2 separate regions of the Homo sapiens genome follow, and region 1 is linked to region 2. Evidence: read pairs that join two places in POLR2A ChIA-PET (ENCODE). Cell type or tissue: Caco-2. All regions are shown on one strand.

Region 1 (2,500 bases), 130 kb after region 2:
TGGGTGTGGGGCTCATGCCTGTCATCTCAGCACTTTGGGAGGCTGAGGTGGGCAGATCACTTGAGGCCACAAGTTCGAGACAAGCCTGGCCAACATGACAAGACCCCATCTAGACTAAAAATAAAAAAATTAGCCAAGCGTGGTGGCACACACCTGTAATCCCAGCTACTTGGGAGGCTGAGGCAGGAGAATCACTTGAACCCAGGAGGTGGAGGTTGCAGTGAGCTGAGATCTCGCCATGGCACTCCAGCCTGGGAGACAGAGTGAGACTCCATCTCAAAAAAGAAAGAAAGAGGCTGGGCACGGTGGCTCACGCCTGTAATCCCAGCACTTTGGGAGGCTGAGGCGGGTGGATCACGAGGTCAGGAGATCGAGACCATCCTGGCTAACACGGTGAAACCCCGTCTCTACTAAAAATACAAAAAAATTAGCTGGGCGTGGTGGCGGGCGCCTGTAGTCCCAGCTACTCAGGAGGCTGAGGCAGGAGAATGGCGTGAACCCGGGAGGTGGAGCTTGCAGTGAGCTGAGATTGCACCACTGCACTCCAGGCTGGGCGACAGAGCGAGACTCCATCTCAAAAAAAAAAAAAAAAAGAAAGAGGGAAAGAAGGGAAGAAGGAAGGAAAGAAGGAGGAGAGGGAGGGAGGGAGGGAAAGAAAACACATGGAACAAGTTGAGATAAGTTGGGACAAACTGGATGGGGAGGGGCATTAGTTCTTCACTTTAATAAAGAATGATAAATTTAATATACTCATTATGGATTTCCCCTATTGTTTAAACCTGCTTTGAATTACGACATCATGAATCTGCATATTAAATTTTAGAAATGTATTTGTTTTCCAATTAGTGCTGGTGTGTATATGGTGCCACAGATTTACAAAGCAGTTTCACAGACATTATCTCATTGGATATATGCAACAACCTGTGATTTAGTGAAAGCAGCTATTCCTATTGTTATTTTAGCCCCATTTTACAGATGTGAAACTGAGACCCAGAGAGGCCGAGTAACTCTCACCAAGTCGCACAGTGAGTGAAACTGAGCCATGGCTCACACTAGGCAGATCCCATCTCAAGCTCGGGGTCATCAGCACTAAGTCCACATTCTTGCCTTGAGTCCGTCTGCTTGTTGCTGTGGTGATAGACACAGCTGTGACAGCACCGACATGCAATGTGTGGAATTTAATGTGAGAAGGCTGGTGAAGCAGCCTTGTTGTCTGGGGTAAATACTAAGGTTTTTGGTGTCATGGCCAAGGAGATTGAGGTTGCAGACAGACACACACACAGTGAGTTTGGAGCAGGAGTTTAATAGGCAAAAGAAAAGAACAGCTCTCCATCACAGAGAGGGGTCCCGAGCGGGTTGCCAAGTGGTAGTAAAATTGTCAGGGTTTTTATAAATGGGCTACTGAGGAGGGGGCTCATGAGCAGAGGAGGTCTTATCCTCCTAGGGTCCAGTGGTTTGGTTGGGACCAGGTGTGCCTTCTATATAGAGCAGAGTTTTTTTAAATCAGCTCTTATCCCATTCTCTGACCACATAGATGGACTCTTATTCTGTGTTTCTTTGTCTTGCTTATCTGGGAGGGAGAGTTTCTGTGTCTGTTCCCACACATCTTCTTGCAGCTGCAGACATCCACCCAAGTCTGTTTTTAGCTCCTCAATCTTACTGCGCCTAAAGGGAAGGAATATGCTTATTAAGACCCACTGTTTTACTGGGGCCCACTGTGTAAATGTGAAGTTTGGTGATTACCCAGGAGACTTCCCCCTCCCTTTCTGTGCTCAAGCCATCTTCTCTGTGTTTTACAGCCTGAACTTTCAGGCTGCTTGTTGTTAGAAGAGAAGTGCTTTTTTTTTGAACTGCATGAGGTTAGAAAGGGAGCTATTTTTGAGCTGCTTTTTGTTAAAAGGAAAGTTTTCTGCTGGGGACTCACTTTACCCTAAATGTCTACCTAAATCATTTCTTTCTGCCTCCTATAACATATTTCCCCCCTCAGGAATGAAATCCATAACTGCTGCTAGGGGAAACTGGGTGACGATTTCTTCTGGCTACTTCCTGCTGGAGAGTGGCGTTGTGTGGGGAACAGCAGCTAGGGCTCCTCCTGGGGTTGATTTAAGGGTCCCTCGTAGGAGGGCAGTTTCATTTTCGGCTCCATTTTCAGCACCATCTGAAGCTTGATGGTTTCTAAGCGAGAAGAGATAAACTTCACAAGGAGGTTTAGAATATAGGTTCTAAATATGAGTATTAAGATTACTATTATTAATGGGGGCACTATAGGCCGTAACCATGACAACAGAGTTTGTTTGATACCTGTGAGCCATTCAGATGGGTTGTGCTGCTGTAAGTGGGTATATGGGGCTTGGCTTTGTTTAGCTTCCTTGGTCTTACTTTCCCAAAAAAGGGAGAAACCCTGGGGTTCTAGTTTACCTGGCAGGATTTGTAGGATAATTGCCCAGAACTAGAACATGTTTCCAGATTTTTCTATTACCGATGCCTTTCTGTTTTCTCT
Region 2 (2,500 bases):
AAATCAGAGGGAAAAGATTCCAGCTACCATTGCAATTGCTGGTGGCAGTGGGGGCTGGGGAGAAAATGTCATAAGTCAAGAACTTGGATTTTAAGGCATACCTAGGAATGAAGCACCTTAGTCCTGGGCCTGGTACAGACAGATAATCCTGTGTGAAGCTGGAACTCTCAAAGAGTGGCACCCTCAGTGAAAGGACACATAGCAAAAAATCTACTCACCAGCCCAGAGAGGTGACAAGAAAATACATATTTTCTTGTCTATCTGTGTGTATGCATGTATGCACATATGTATGTATGTATGTATTTCTTGTCTGTCTTTATATATGCAGAAGAAAGAGTTAGAAAAAAGAATTTCTGCAGAGTCATTAAAAACCCAGACCTGCTTTTCACATTGCTTTTGACTTTGCTTAATACTCTCTTTGTGGTCAAGAAACACTTAAATTAAGAAGTTAACATAAAAATTGATTCTGGGCCAATGGTAAACCCTAGAGGCACTTACAGGAGCAAACGTAAAATCACTCTGGATACTCCTTCAACCAAGGTCACATGAAGGTCTCATAGACTAAAACAAATCAATGTAAAACAGAGTTCATAGAAAAACAGCGTAAAACACAAGAAAAAAATCACCCATAAGCTCAGTTAAGAGAACAAAACAAGAGCACTGGAGCCTTAAAATCCTGAAACATTAGACTAACATTCTAAAAGGTGATGTAAAATAAGTATTGTTTAAAATAATTACAAATGAAATAAGAAATCAAAACCCTATGATTAGGAAAAAGAGTGTATGAAGAAACAACAGATAAATCTAGAGAACTACCAAAGGGAAATTTTAGAAATGAAAGACATAATCACCAAAATTTAAAGCAAATGGTTAAATAGCAGATAAGACACAATTAAAGAGAAAGAACCAATTAACTAGAAGTTAAAGCTGAGGCTATTTGCCAGAAGGGAGGGAGGGAGAGAGAGAGAGAGAGAGAGAGAATATGAGTGAAAAGTTGAGATATGGAAGATAGGAACATACTCAAAATAGAAGGGAGAGATAAGAGAGATAATAGAAGGGAGGGGGAAGATGACAATGGCTGAGAATGTCCAGGACTGAAAAAAGATGTAACTCTTCAGATTCCAGAAGCATAAGTCCTAAAAGCATAGAGAAAAGCAAATCCACATATAGCTACATTTACTGACAAAGACATACAGACGGACTTAAGAACTCAAAGAGAGGAAATATAGATTACTCACAAGAAAACAGCAATTAGACAGAAGACTTCTCATGACAACAATACAGGCCAGAAACAAAGGATTAATATCTTCAAAGTGGGTAGGAAAATATAAAAATAAATCTAGAATTCTGTACCCAGTTAAGCATACTTGAAGCATAAGATGAAATAAAGGAAGCTTCAGACAAAAAAAAAAAAAAAAGCTGAGAAAATTTAAACTCATAGACCTTTCCTAAAGGAGCTACTAAAATTTGTATTTCAGAAAGAAGAAAATCAAACTCAGGAAGAAATGCAATGCAAGAAACTATTATTAAATGAAAAAGAGTAATTAGGCACAGTGGCTCATTCCTGTAATCTCAGCACTTTGGGAGGCTGAGGAAGGAGGATTGCTTGAGCCCAGGAGTTCAAGACCACCCTGTGCAAGATGATGAGACCCCAGATCTACCGAAAAAAAAAATGCAGTGAGCTGTGATTACAGTGAGCTATGATCTTGTCACTGCACTCCAGCCTGGGTGACAGAGTAAGTCCCGATCTCAAAATTTTTTTAAATCTCACAAGGACAAGGGAAGAAGAGAGAAAAAATAATAAGAGTTTGGAACCTGGAAAGCACGTGGACAGGTGATAACTGACTTAGCAGACCTGAGAAAGCTGACTTTCAAACCAGTAGTAGGGAAAACCAAGAAGCAACATGACAGTAGGATTTCTCGGGGTAAGAGAGTTTTTTTTGCACTGGATACGTCTGAAAGTGGGTGTGTAGGTGAGACTAAACCCAGGACGATTTCTTGTAAGTCTGTACAAGAAGCAGTCAGCATCCCCAATACTGCACAGCGGCCACTGTCCCTCTTCCACGAGGGTGGATGATTGGAAGCATGTTCTCTGAAGAATCATGCAGTGGCTCTCTGGAATGGGGACACCAGATGTAGTCGAGGTGTTCTGGCTATCTAAGGTTGCCTAAAAAACCACCCCAACACTTGAAGGTTACATAAAACAGTGACCATTATATCTCATGATTTTGTGGGTCTGAATTTGAACTGAGCAATTCTTCTGTCCCACCTGGCATCAAGAAAGGTCACTTGGTGTTATCCAGCTGGCAGATGGACCAGTCTGGAGAACTCACATATTGGGTACCATGATAAGAAGAGCTGGAAGGTTGGTCTCAACTGGCACTGTAAACTAGAGCATCTACACATGCCCCTTCACATGGCAGGCTCAGGGTCAGATTTCCTTCATGGAGGCTCAGGGTTTCCAGAAAGGATACTCCAAGACATCCAGGCAGAAGTTACA

Evidence for each region. ChIA-PET counts read pairs that join two places held together with the same protein. Peaks named below come from ENCODE experiments on the same cell type or tissue, not always from the same donor. Only the 100,000 strongest peaks of a DNase experiment are listed, where the experiment ranks them.
Region 1: POLR2A ChIA-PET joins it to region 2 with 7 read pairs; 2 of 35 experiments call an interaction of 5 or more read pairs at or near these places.

Annotation. Positions count from the first base shown.
Region 1 is chr2:69,788,262-69,790,761 of GRCh38, forward strand. The region is part of intron 3 of ANXA4 (annexin A4); the gene reads left to right. SMANTIS (SMARCA4 interacting SWI/SNF chromatin remodeling complex scaffold lncRNA) reads right to left here. Exons shown (of 3, transcript NR_164155.1): 2 at 2,004-2,175; 3 at 1,288-1,665. Among named protein-coding and RNA genes, the nearest start is that of SMANTIS, 9.5 kb to the right of the region's middle. In Caco-2, no CTCF peak of the experiment used is centred here; a DNase peak (open chromatin) is centred at 1,120.
Region 2 is chr2:69,659,820-69,662,319 of GRCh38, forward strand. It overlaps a transcript of ANXA4 not described here. Among named protein-coding and RNA genes, the nearest start is that of AAK1, 17 kb to the left of the region's middle. In Caco-2, no CTCF peak of the experiment used is centred here; no DNase peak of the experiment used is centred here.